Linked DNA regions of Homo sapiens: region 2 is linked to region 1. The links are chromatin contacts, found by Hi-C or POLR2A ChIA-PET in ENCODE. All regions are on one chromosome and are shown on one strand. The core of a region is the stretch at or near the end of the contact, and the rest is flanking DNA. Distances in the headings are between cores, read along the strand shown.

Evidence for each region. A loop is a pair of places that touch in the nucleus more often than their neighbours do. ChIA-PET counts read pairs that join two places held with the same protein, here RNA polymerase II (POLR2A). Pooled maps may share reads with other maps.
Region 2: a map of HCT116 shows a loop between it and region 1 (2.9-fold over the local background). The contact joins two enhancer-like sites. A Hi-C loop is called at or near these places in 3 of 168 maps with a recorded cell type or tissue (HCT116, HepG2 and endothelial cell of hepatic sinusoid), 1 of 37 single-sample maps with no recorded cell type and 1 of 50 pooled maps. POLR2A ChIA-PET finds 5 or more read pairs at or near these places in 6 of 52 experiments (A673, AG04450, Caco-2 and 3 more).

What each region holds. Positions count from the first base shown.
Region 1 is chr4:186,761,885-186,768,900 of GRCh38, forward strand. No RefSeq gene overlaps it. Among named protein-coding and RNA genes, the nearest start is that of FAT1, 42 kb to the left of the region's middle. RefSeq lists a silencer at 5,425-5,592. Within about 2 kb of position 3,832, at least 7 of the 41 ENCODE cell types and tissues checked have a DNase peak (open chromatin) inside an H3K27ac peak, as active enhancers do; they include HCT116, where a contact is called at or near this core.
Region 2 is chr4:186,803,363-186,810,702 of GRCh38, forward strand. No RefSeq gene overlaps it. Among named protein-coding and RNA genes, the nearest start is that of FAT1, 83 kb to the left of the region's middle. RefSeq lists enhancers at 5,293-5,587, 7,031-7,340. Within about 2 kb of position 3,711, at least 3 of the 41 ENCODE cell types and tissues checked have a DNase peak (open chromatin) inside an H3K27ac peak, as active enhancers do; they include HCT116, where a contact is called at or near this core.

The DNA of each region.
Region 1 (7,016 bases), core at 2,582-5,081:
AAATTAGATCTAAAAGTCTCATAAAATAAATAATGAGCATGAACCATTGAAGGCCAAACATGTCATAATTAATACTAAATAAGTATTGGCAACACATTTCTGAAGTATGCTTTGTTTTAGTATCCACCTTAATTGATTCAATTTAGCACTTCACTTAACATTTGCTTTTTAAATTTTTTATTTTTTTGAGTTGGGTTCTCACTCTGTCACCCAGGCTGGAGTGCAGTGGTACAGTCACGGCTCACTGCAGCCTTGACCTCCCGGGCTCAAGTGATTCTCCCACCTCAGCCACCCAAGTAGCTGGAACTACAGGCACATGCCACCATGCCCAGCTAATTTTTGTGTTTTTTGTAGAGATAGAGTTTGACCATGTTGCCCAAGCTGGCCAACTCCTGGGCTCAAGCAATTCATCTGCATAGGCCTCCCAAAGTGCTGGGATTACAGGCATAAGCTATAATGCCCAGCCTTAATTTCTAAAATAAGAAGTGAATTGATGTGCTGAGGACTTGTTCTAATGATTGTTTTCACTTAGCTTTTTGCTATTAAAAGCTAACCCATTAAACAAAGTATTTAGTGAAGAGCATGAACTACAGATTTTATCATAAACTGAACTGCCTGAATTTCCTTATGCATTTGAAAACTGTACTGCTGCTGTAAAAGCTATGTGTTTTGACCTTGGCTAATCTGGTCTCTACTTGCACAACTTTGCTCAGTAGGAGAATTCAGCCTTGGTTAGTGAGGCGTATGGATTTAGGTGATGGCTCACAGACTTTGACTCAGATGATTGAGCAGATACAGGTGCAATTCAGAATTATGGATTGAAGTGAGCAAGGATTTGTTAAAAACTTTCAAACTTCGAAGGTGAAGATTTGGCTTTCACTCATCATTGCTAAATAACAAATTTCTCCTTAGCAAAAACATATTGAGTGATAATTTTGGTTGATATCTATCACCAGCCTCGCCTCACCTTCTACCTGTCCAAAAGTCCTTTGAAGTCTGCAAAGTAAAAAAAAAAATGAAGAAAAACTGGCCAATTGTGAATCATTATTTAATTATTCATGAGGTATATAGAGTATGTCAAAGAAAGAGATTAAAAATGTTTGCTGTATTCTGCCTGAGAGACAAGTATTATCCTGGGGGAATATTTGTCATCAGATAGAGAATATAAAACAGCAGGAGTCATATATTGTGGAGCACGGAAAGGAAAGGGAGGTAAATTTTGTCTCTTATGGACTGAGCGACACTTGGAGACATGCCATCAAACAGAGGGCTAGCAAATGTCACATAGAACCCGAAGATCACAGTGGATTATTAGCATCTGCCCTTTTGGATTGTTCCCTGACATCCGCAATGTTTGCAAAGGCAAAACTTCTACTTGCAGGTGAACATGAAACTCCCACTGTTTAAGTTTAGGGCATTATAAATATTACAAGGTCTACTTTAACAAGAATAAGATATGGTACAAGGAGCTAATCTTGGTAGCACCCACTGAGAGGCTAGCCTACATTTTGACTTTAGCAAACTTGCTAGCATTGGGTCGTGGAGAAATGAAATAGGGTTAGTGTTCTAATCTTAATAACTATTTTAATAATAGTGATGACCTGCACTAATTGGGTGCTCACTATGTTTCAAGTAGGAGTGTAGCAGTAGAAGGGTCTATGGACCTGGACATTGTGGAACCTCCTATAAAGAGTCTGGGAGACCAGAAAATAAAGTATAAAAAATAATAGCATGGAGCAACTTGACTCCCAGCCTGCTTATAGGAAGCAAGAGGTCTAACTATTTCAACTATGTCACAAATTTTCATAGGGTAGTTACAGATTATAATGTGTTTCAAAAGAAAAGAAAGTTTTGAAATCCAAAATAATTGCATATTGACTTAATCACTAATCTTGATTAAAATTTCATTTAAACTGTGCTATTTCAGCCAGGCGCGATGGCTTACGCCTGTAATCCTAGCACTTTGGGAGACCGAGTTCGGCGGATCACTTGGGGTCAGGAGTTTGAGACCAGCCTGGCCAACATGGTGAAACCCTGTCTCTACTAAAATTACAAAAATTAGCTGGGTGTGGTGTCGGGCACCTGTAATCCCAGCTACTTGGGAGGCTGAGGCAGGAGAATGGCTTGAACCCGGGAGCTGGAGTTTGTAGTGAGCTGAGATTGCACCATTGCACTCCAGCCTGGGCGACAGAGCGAGACTGTGTCTCAAATAAATAAATAAATAAAATATATAAATTTATAAATTTATAAATAAATAAATGAACAAACAAACTATGTGATTTCCATTTCAGGTATGGTCCCACTCTCTCTGTGTGATTTGTAAACAATAAGCTTCTGAGTACTGATAATTTGATGTTGATGGGCTGAACAAAATTAGCATTTTGGTCCCTAATTAGAAAAATGAACACCTGCAAGAAGGAGAATGGAAATGAATTGTTAGATTCTCATTTCCAGAGAATATAATTGTTTAGGGGAGAAAAATATCCAAAGGTAATGGTTACGAATCAATGTTTGGTAGGTTCTGAATTGTTTTTGAATCTTATCTTTAGGGTATTATCTGAATGAGTGTTCTTTTTAAAACAAGTAATGGTAAAAATAAAAATACTGAAAAACTTTCAGCCCAGGCAGAGAGGGAGGGGCTTTCATTTTGTCACAGTATTTTTTTGTTTTTTGTTTTGGGACAGGGTCTTGCTCTGTCGCCCAGGCTAGAGAGCACTGGTGTGATCATAGCTCATTGTAGCCTTGACCTCCTGGGCTCAAACGATCCTCCTGTCTCAGCCTCCTACCATCATGTCTGGCTACTTTTTTTTTTTTTTGGTAGATACAGGGTCTCACTATGTTGCCCAGCCTGGTCTAGAACTAAGTTCAAGCAATCCTCTTGTCTCGGTTTCCCAAAGTGCCGGGATTATGGGTTTGAGCCACCATGCCTGGTTGCAGCATTTTAAAACAGCCTAGATGTATTCTCTTAATCAAGTAGAGGAAGAAAGGGTGCCATTAGAAAAAGAGGCATCAACGCAGAGGTCCGTAATTATTATGAAATGGCTCTCCCTCAAAACTTAGCAGAAAAAAAATTACAAGCAGTAATCACTTGTAAATTATTTATGTTTTCTAATGTGCTCTAACTTTCCATTTCTGTGCTTATAAACTTTGCTTTTACAATCCGTTTGTGTTTGTGACTGAGTTACAGAATAATGAATAGATATTATTGTGCAAGTGGCGTGGACTATCATAAGCTATCCTTTGGTTATTGTTGGCATGCTACGACGTTTTTAAGAAAGGGGGAAAAGTCTCAGTGGATAAAGTTGTACGTGTTTGATGTCCTGTTGTTGCCTAGGGCTTTAGCAACCCTGAGTGTGCCCAGTTGCCAGCACATTTGGATTCCTGAGGGGTTCTTAGCAGTGGCTAGTGGTAGTCATTGCATCTGCCAACTTTCTGAAAGCGGATGTGGCCGGTGAATGTGGGTGCGGCCAGTGAATGTGGGTGTGGCTGATCTGGCCATGGCTCTGCCTCAGATCTCCAATCATGCAGACAGATGTGCCTGAGGCATCGATCGAGGAGGGGGCTGCAAAAAGGAGCTGCAAATGTTGGTGTTTTTATGTAGTTTATGTTCCATTCCATCTCACCCCATGTAAGCCAGGAGAGAGGGCCGTTTCCTACTCTCGTAAATTTAAGTTCTTTTCCTTTTAGAAAAAGAACATATTTTGAGCTACCTTTTATGTAGCTGGTGCAGATATTTTAAAAAATGTAATATACCAGAAGCAGTATTTTTCCTGGTATTAATGATTAGTATGAATCACTACATGATTGAGGGAACACCATAGCCTGTTTATTCATCTTGGAGACTGTCAGGGCTGAACTGGGCTAATCATGTTTGCTTTTTGCAGCCCCGTGGTGTGGTTAGCCTTTTGTCTTCCTTGTAATGTGCTAGGGTTTGCTTGCGGCCTGTGTCCCGTCCTCCCTGCAGACAGCTGAATGACAGGCCTTCACCAGCGCTCTCTGTATGCCCTGCACTGTAACCTGATTGGCCAGGAGCCTAATGGGAAATGGCCTTCAACCTCTGCACCTACGTTCATGAAAAGCCATTGCTCTTACATAATCAAAGTGCTCAGGCTCTCGCTGATGAATCCAGAGACTAACCACGTAATCTAGAAGAAATTCATCTTTGTCCCCAAGGCTCCCAGCATTTGGCAATTATTGAACAGGTGGTAGATACTTCCTCTGTTGACAGGAACAAAAGGCAAAGGGCCTGCCTAGGAGGTTGAGGAGCTATTAAGGAATGCTGCCCCAGGACAACTCTCTAGCAGCAGCAGTGAAAGAGCAGGAAGACCCTTGCTAAATCAGTGACTGGGAACACTCGCATTTACCATCCCAGAGATCAGATCCTGTTAGGGAGCAGCTAGCAGGATTCCAGCTTATCTGGTCCTTTCTCACCCGGCTACTGCCTTGATTCTTACCCGCTACCCTGTGGGGAGGGGTGGCGGGGTGGGTTGGCTGATGTGATCTTAGAGTTATTTACCTAGATGGGGAGAGGCTCTTAAAACATATCTACAATGCGGCGGAGTGCGGTGGCTCACGTCTGTAATCCCAGCACTTTGGGAGGCCGAGGCGGACAGATCACCTAAGGTTAGGAGTTCGAGACCAGCCTGACCAACATGGTGAAACCCTGTCTCGACTAAAAATACAAAAATTAGCCATCGTGGTGGCTCATGCCTGTAATCCCAGCTACTCAGGATGCTGAGGCAGGAGAATTGCTTGAACCCGGGAGGTGGAGGTTGCAGTGAGCCAAGATTGTGCCCTTGCACTCCAGCCTGGGCAACAGAGCAAAACTCTGTCTCAAAACAAAACAAAACAAAACATATCTATAATGCCTAAGATTCCACAGGTCAGGGATGTAGTCAACCCTGTGGTATAGAAAATTGTGACCTTGAGAAGCCTCCTATTGTTCACCTAATGGTTTAGGGATATTTGAGAGGCCAACTTTTATTGTACATAGACTTGAATCATTAAATGGTAGTGTTAGAACTAGAAAACCAGAGACAATTCAATCACTTTAGCTTTAGTTCCTGACCAGAAAAATCACTTGGCCTGGCAATCCGCATGAGTTTTGCTGTTGTTTTTGCTAAGAAGCCTGTGGTGACAGCACCACGCAGGTCATCTCACTTAATCCGATAGATCTTATTCATCAGGAATAAATAAAGGATCTTATTTATTCCCATTTACAAATGTGGCACCCGAGAAAAAACTTTGACTTTCTCTTGTGTAAAGGCCCATGCTCCTTCCACTACTGTGAAGGCTCTTGTCTTGAATGAGGGAGACGATAAGATAGAAATATATTGAGATTTTCTTTTCCCTTTTGATACAGGGTCTCGCTCTGTCGCCCATGCTGGAGGGCAAGTGGTGCAATCACAGCTCACTGCAGCCTCAACCTCCCAGGCTCAAGGGATCCTCCCACCTCAGCCTTCCCAGTAGCTGGGACAGCAGGCATGTGCTACTATGCCTGGCTAATTAAAATATATGTATACATATATTTTTGCAGAGATGCAGTCTCATTATGTTGCCCAGGCTGGTCTCGAATTCCTGAGCTCAAGTGATCCTCCCACCTTGGCCTCCCAAAGTGCTGGGATTACAGGTGTGAGCCACTGCACCCAGCCTGTTTTTTCTTTAAAATTATCCAGATTTTTATTTTAATCTGGTTCCGTCTACAGAAAAATATGATCTGCTGCCCTCATTTTCTCCTCCCCACTCCCCATAGATCCACTGCGCAGAGCTAGTCCCCGCGTTAGGGGGCCTCCACTTCAGGAATGTTACTCCTCGCAATCTCGTATTTGCAGCATTTTCATGGCTGTTTCTCAGCAGAACTCGACTCCTAAAATGAATTACATAGCCAGCTTACGGTCCTTCGAAAGCTATACATGTGCTAAAATTAATATGTAAGAAGGTGATTATATAGAAACTTAGCTGATGCTATTGGATGGGATTAATATTGCAGAATGTTTCTTGTTCCCTCAAAATTTGTTCTCCCCTTTGTTTACAGTAATCCAGCTTAGCCAAAGGGCAGCCTGGCCTCACTGGGGCCACATTTCCCATCAGCTGCCAGCCAGGTTTGATCACGTGACTGTGTTCTTACTCTTGGGATGTGAGTGGAAGTAATGGGCGAAACTGCTCTATCCCTTGTCCGGAAAGAAATTGCTTGCCCTCTCAGGCAGGAGAAGGAAATAAAGGGTATTCAATTAGGAAAAGAGGAAGTCAAATTGTCCCTGTTTGCAGATGACATGATTGTATATCTAGAAAACCCCATCGTCTCAGCCCAAAATCTCCTTAAGCTGATAAGCAACTTCAGCAAAGTCTCAGGATACAAAATCAATGTGCAAAAATCACAAGCATTCTTATACACCAATAACAGACAAACAGAGAGCCAAATAATGAGTGAACTCCCATTCACAATCGCTTCAAAGAGAATAAAATACCTAGGAATCCAGTTTACAAGGGACGTGAAGGACCTCTTCAAGGAGAACTACAAACCACTGCTCAATGAAATAAAAGAGGATACAAACAAATGGAAGAACATTCCGTGCTCATGGGTAGGAAGAATCAATATCGTGAAAATGGCCATACTGCCCAAGGTAATTTATAGATTCAATGCCATCCCCATCAAGCTACCAATGACTTTCTTCACAGAATTGGAAAAAACTACTTTAAAGTTCATATGGAACCAAAAAAGAGCCCACATCGCCAAGTCAATCCTAAGCCAAAAGAACAAACCTGGAGGCATCACGCTACCTGACTTCAAACTATACTACAAAGCTACAGTAACCAAAACAGCATGATACTGGTACCAAAACAGAGATATAGACCAATGGAACAGAACAGAGCCCTCAGAAATAACGCCACATATCTACAACTATCTGATCTTTGAGAAACCTGAGAAAAACAAGCAGTGGGGAAATGATTCCCTATTTAATAAATGGTGCTGGGAAAACTGGCTAGCCATATGTAGAAAGCTGAAACTGGATCAC
Region 2 (7,340 bases), core at 2,461-4,960, 41 kb after region 1:
ACTTATAGCTATTACTTTTATTACCAATAATTGGCAAAAATAATAATAAAGAAACATATCCCATATATATATTAACTCTTTATTATGGAAATTTAAGATATATACAAAAGTGGATACAGCATAATAAACCTTAAAGTGCCCATCCTCCAGTGTCAACATTTATTATTTCATTACAATCTAGTTTCATTTTACCCCCCCTTACTCCTTCCCTTATTATTTTTTATTTTAGTATTTAAATTATTATTATTTTGAAGTAAATCCTAAGCATCCATTATCATTTCATCCTCAAAATTTTAGCTGTGTCCCTAAAGATGAAAATTCTTAAAAAAAAAAAAAAACTCAACACAACCACAACAATATCTTTATGCTAACAACAATACTTTTATGGCATTTAAAGATTAACAATAATTTTTTCATTGTATACCTAGCCAAGCCTCACATTTCTAATTCTCTTAAACGTCATGAATATATTTTTGTTTGTTTGAGTCTAGACCCAAATAAGGTATACACACTGTAAGTGCCTGCTTTCTTCGTCTTTATTAATCTATAGATTCTACTTTACTTCCCTTTTTCCCCTTGAAATTTACTTGGTTAGGAAACTGGATGGTTACCCTGTAAAGTTTCCACCAATCTGGAGACAGGGAGTTGCAGTCCCATCAAGCCATTTACCTTGTTCCTTTGCCGTCTGTATTTTCTGAAAATTGTATATAGGGATAAGATCAAATCCAAGTTCATTTTTTTTTGGCAAGATTTCTTCCTAGGTGAACGTGTGTTCTTTAATTAGGAAACCTAATTAAACACAACCTCTGGTGTGCTGTCTTGCTATAGAGTTAATGCGGTTGCTGCACAATGCTTAGATCTTCTTGTACATATTATGATTTTAAAGGTTTTGATGTAAAAACTATTCAAGTGGATAATCTCAACAACCAAAATTTGTTCAGAAGGAATAGGTGTTACCTGAGATTAAAAACAACAAAAACACTTTTTAAAAAACCGTGAACGCAAATAATTCCTAATGACCACATCAAAGGCTCATATCATTTATCCAGATAATATGCCAAGAATCTGCAAGCACCTTGACAAGGAAACTTCTTTATGTGTAATATAAATCACGAATTGCTACCTTATTTAAAAACTGGATGATGATAACAGCTCTGTGACTCCATAAATTTGAGTTTCTAATATTATGCAGAAGAACATAAAACCTGTTTATGCATTATAATGCAGCAATAATGTATCTTCGCAATCATTGGCATAACTAAATCCACTAACTTGCCTGTAGCATGCATAATGACAAGTTTGCAAAATGCTCAGAATTTTAAATTTTGATTCACCTGCAGTTCAAATCCCTGCAGCAATTAAAGAAAAAACACACATATCAAAGCAACAAATACTTCTAACGGAGCAAGATACCGTTTTCAGGGAGAGTGTTTTCATGTGCCCTTTGAGGCTCTAGCAAAACCAGAGTCAAATAGGTAGATATACCTTCATTAATCATTTTGATCAGGACTTGTTTTGATATAAAGAAGATGTGGAGGTAAAACATTTTGATCAGGACTTATATTAAAATATAATCCACATCTTCTTTAAAATAAAGACTCACAGAAATTCAACAAAACACATGTTTAGTTTAAGCTGCCCAATGGGTTTTTTTCCATGCTTTTGGCTACTTTTGTGGATGCAAAATATGAAGTGAAGAAATGAGACATTTATCAGAATCAGGAATTGGCAAACTTTCTGTAAAAGTCTAGAAAGTAAACATTTGAAGAGGCAATTTGGTCTGTCAAAGCTACTCAACTGTGCTATTGTATCAGGACGGCAGCCTTAGACAATATGCAAATGAATGAGCAAGGATGTGTTCCAATAAAACTTTATTAAAACAGACAGTGGGCCAGTTGCAGCCTGTGAGTCACAGTTTGCCGACCCCCAATCCGGTTAATTTAAGACAAATCTTATCGTCTGTTGGAGAAAGTATTTTTTTTTCTCTAAATAATTGAGGTTGGCAGCCCCTATTAGTTAAGTTCAACTGAAGGTAGCTTAATTCTCCACTTGATTTGGTATGTGTAGACACAGGTTTTGTTATATTTTTAAAGCAAGACCTTTGAGAAGGCCAACCACCTGCCTTAGTTTATTAGAATTAATGAGGGATAAGAATGTATTGTCCTATGTAAAACAGAAGAAATCTTCCAGAAGAGGCTTAGTACTTGCAGGGAGCCTCGTACATTTTCACTTGGTTTTATAAAGGAGCCACTTCAAAGTTGGAGACACCAGAGAAAAGAGAGTAAGAAGAAAAGAATTTGTCAAGGCTAGAAATCAATCATTAACTGTGACATTAAACATGAACTTTGTATTCTTGTCGCTTCAAACAACAACAACAGCAAAATCTCACAATGCATTTGAAGTTGACAACTCACTCTGAAGAAGTTGTATAAATTTTTCCATTGTCTGAAATTAAAAATAAATGTCAATATATCTTACACTTGTTTACAATGAACTTTTCTTATAACACTGGTTATTCAGTTGTATAAAATAATTATGTCTTACAAAGATAATTCCACAATCTCAAGGATTTAAAAATACATTTTAAGATATAACATTTAGGCTGGCCTGATCCCAGCACTTTGGGAGGCCGAGGCGGATGGATCACCTGAGGTCAGGAGTTTGAGACCAGCCTAGCCAACATGGTGAAACCCTGTCCCTACTAAAAATATAAAAATTAGCCAGGTGTGGTGGCGTGTGCCTGTAAATCCAGCTACTCAGGAGGCTGAGACAGGAGAATCGCTTGAACCTGGGAGGCAGAGATTGCAGTGAGCCAAGATCCCACCACTGCACTCCAGCCTGGGTGAAAGAGTAAAACTCTGTCTTAAAAAAAACAAAAAAAAAATGTAAACCCAAATGAATGTGTTCCAAAAGGGAAAAATACTATTTGTTTCAGCCTCGTATTTAAAAAATTATGTATCTAAAATTTGTATTAAATTTTTCAAGGTTAGTTTTTGTCATTCCATGAATCAGGCAGAATCTAAATCAAGGCCACTTTTTATTGCATTTTTAAGTTTGTAGGGAAATATAATCCAAACTCAGTAGTGGATGTACTAGGATAATACATTGTAAGTTGTGATCAGTTGTGACTAATTGAAACTGAGAGATTTATATGGAACTGCACTTATTAGGGCAAAGCTATTGTTTTCTTTGCCAGGTAGCAAAAATATGTTTTTTAAGCTTACACTTGTTTCCAAAGGACATTTTCTGGAAAGTTGTCCACATTGTTTTTCTAATGTTGCAAAGACAGTTTGCAAACATTCAACAAATTACCTAACTCTTGCAGTTTGCATTTTCCCCATTTCTATGAAGTATCAAGTGTTGAAAATTCCTCTACAGTCCATAGGCATTTTGTTCTGGCTCCAAAGAAAATTATACTTTTGAAACATAAGGAAAGATTTTACAATGTGTATCTTTTCTTTCAAATGAGGCTTGACTTTTAAGCTTGACGTTTGAAAACTTGAAGATGGACGACATTGATAAATGATACTTTCATATACAGAAGGAAGAAAAGGAATTGGAGAACAAGCTTATAACTGCAGTTTGTAAAATCTGCTAATAAGCCTGCTAATGGGAGACAGATTAAGGAATGTATTTTGCCACAGACTTATCCCTATAGCAGCTACAGCAAAGAACTATGATTTGGGCTTTCAGTTCCTAAGCTACAGTTTTTGTAATGGAAAAAACAAGCGACACAGGTTACTGAGTGATGGACAACGGTGTGTTTGTTAATTGTGTTTACGTATTCACAGAGATGTTCTTTACACTACTTCAGCACAAAACTGCATTTGGATGTAAAACAGCATTTTCATTTAATGATGAAACTGTAAATACGTAACATGGCCCCAGCACTTTCTCTTGCTTGTGTGCTTGTGATCTCATCACAGCCATGCTTGTTTTGAGGGAATTTCTGGCTGCCTTTGCTCATTTGTACGGTCTTAGATCTGATGACCTTTACATTTATGACCTAGTAAATTATCTTCCTCAGCTTTGGAACAAAAAGAGATGGGCCAGTAGTTTTAATCACAAAGGAACCTGGCAATGACCCTGCTAATAGAATACAGATTCTACAATACGTGCTGCAGCTAGTCACCCTTACATTTACTTACATGTTGTTTTACCTTAAAATATTACCGACCTAAGAAATATGACTTTTAAAGCAGTGTAATGAAAAACAGCTCATATACACATTAAGTCTGAGAATATTCTCATGCATCTTTTTTTGTGGAAGCATGTCTATTAATATTTTTAATTAAAGATACAGTGCAGCTTTTTCAAATGCATTAAGTGTTTTATGAAAAAACAAGCACGTGGTAGTATTTATGGGAAAGCTACCACTCATGTTTTTTCGGAATGAATGTTTTAGTAGAATATGTATATGACTGTCTAAATATATGTGTATACATACACACACATATGTATATATAAATAATCTTTGAAAATTGCTGAAGTGTGTGAGCATTTCAGGTTTAACTATATTGTTCACCTGAAATAAGTGAATACATGTAAGTGCTGACCCCGTAAAGAGTTAGATATCCCTGATAGGAGGAATTTCTGACATAGTGTCAACAAGTTCTTGCAGATCCAGATCAAGCCAGCTGCAACTGGGGTAACAGAATCCTTTCACGGTGTTACGAATGGATGATTTTCAGTTAGAGGCTATTAGTTGAGGATTACAGTGCCAGGCAAAATGATGAAGTTCAAGTACTTTGGAGAAAAATTCATCTCTGTGTTGCCATTTACCTTCTAGACATTCTGAAACAAATTTGGCCATGAGCTAGAATTTCCTGTAAAATTTTAACAGTTTTAAAGGAGTGTCTTACTGCACAACAAGGAATGCCTTGGCATGAGAAAACATTTTTGGAAAAGGAAGAATCATGGGAGATTTTTATCAAATAATGAAGAACTAGAAGGGAGGCGGGACATTGTGGTTTGAAAAAATGGCTGGCTTTGGTAGATTAAAACCTCTGATGTTGCCTTTGGAAAGTTGTTCCAGATGAAATTTTTCCACAGAATACTTAGGTAATAAGTCAATTCTCTGGGTAATTAGGCTGTGTCTACATACTTACATATACAGTCAGGCATCACCTAACAGCAGAGATACGTTCTGAGAAATGCAGCACCAAGCAATTTTGCCGTTGTGTGGACAGCATAGAGTGCACTTATACAGACCTAGACGGCACAGCCTCCTCCACACCTGGGCCATATGGTACAGCCTGTTGCTCCTAGACTATACACCTGCACAGCAGGTGACTCTACACTCTAGGCAATTGTAATACAACGGTTTGTATTTGTATATCTAAACGTAGAAAAGATACCGTAAAAATACAGTATAAAAGAAAAAGTTGTACATCTGTATGGGGAGCTTACCACGAGTGGAGCTTGCAGGACTGGAAGTGGCTCTGGGTGAGTCAGTGCGTGGGTGGTGTGTGGAGGTGAAGGCCTCAGACATGACTACGCACCACTGTGGACTTTATGAATGCTGTACACTTAGGCTGCACTAAATTATAAAACAGTTTCTTTCTTCAATAATAAATTAACCTTAGTTTACTGCAGCTTGTTAAACTTGATATACTTTTATTTTTAAAAAACCTTTTGATAACACTTAAAACGCTTTTAAGAACACTTAGCTTAAAACACAAATATACTGTACAGCTGTACAAAAGTATTTTTTCTTTATATCCTTATTTGATAAGCTTTTGACTGTTTAAAATTTTCTATTTTTATTTTTACTTTTTAAATTATTTGTTTAAAAACTAAGACACAAACACACACATTAGCCTAGGCCTGCATGGGGTCAGGATCATGAATATCACTGCCTTCCACCTCCAGATCTTGTCCCACTGGGAGGGCTTCAGGGGCGATAACACGCATGGAGCTGTCAGCTCCCATGACAACAGTGCCTTCTTGGATACCTCCTGAAGGGCCTGCCTGAGGTTGTTTCACAGTTAAGTTTTTTTGGTAAATCCATAAGCCAGTGACATAGTCATTTATTATTATTATCTAGTGTTATGTACTATATAATAATTGTATGGGCTAGAATTTTATACAACTGGGAACACAGTAGGTTTGTTGACACCAACATCACCACAAATACATGAATAATGCTTTGCCTCACGTCACTAGGCAATAGGAAGTTTTCAGCTCTATTATAATCTTATGAGACCATCATCATATATGTGGTCCATCTTGACTGAAAGTCCTTATGTGGCATACGACTATATTTAGTTTGGGAATTTTTGTAGGATTTAACAGATATATTTATTTATTTATTTTTAAAAACTATTGAATTTCATTTTAAAAGTGCACATATTCTAAATGTATACAGCTTGATGAATTTTACAATTTTCACTGTAGTATCCAGTCCCTACATCAAGAAACATAATATATTACCAGCATCTGAGGATCTCTGCTTGTATTTCTTTTCTCCTCATCCCTGTAGTAGCCACTATCTTTATTTCTAAATTATAGATTAATTTTGACTTTGTTACCTTATATGAATTGATTTACAGAAAATGTATTATTTGGTATCTGGATTCTTTCTCTTGACATTACGTTTATTAGATCCATCTGTGTTACTATGAGTAGCTTTCTATTGTTAAGTTTCATTGCTGTATGTATTTTATTGTGTGAATATATCACAATTTTTCTATTCATTCTTCTATTTCTTGGGTAGTTTTTAGTTTTAATGATTATGAGTAGTGCTACTACAGATATTAGTGTACATGTTTTTTGGTGAATATATCTATGCACTTCTGTTGTGTACATCTCTACCTTTAAAAATATATATATCATAGTTATTATAAAAGTATTTGCCAACTCCAATATTGAAATAATCTGTGGGGCTGCATCAATTGTCTTATTTTTTCTTCTTGATTATCGATCATATTTTCTTGGTTCTCATATGCCTAGTAATTTTTGATTTTATGCTGCATATTGTGAAGAAAATAATTACAGAAGTTCCAGATGACTTTATCTTCTGCCGTTGTGCAGGCAGATAGAAATAGAGTAAGAGGATTATAAATTCAATTCAATCACAGATTGAATTGGGTTGGGACTGGGTTGCAGTGTTAGTAAAATTCAGTCTATATCTTACTTGCTGCTCTTCTTCAAATATGGTCCTCATGGTATTTTGAGTGGAATTTGTTAGTTGTTCTTCTTTTTAGTCCAAAAAGACTGCAAGAGATCCAGATCTGTACTTTGAAAGTTCCCAGCCCAGCTCTCAGGCCACCTTTTCCATGAAACTTCAAGAAATGGCAAAAATCTCAAGAGAGACTAATCATGCCCTTGAGGCAGTTCTC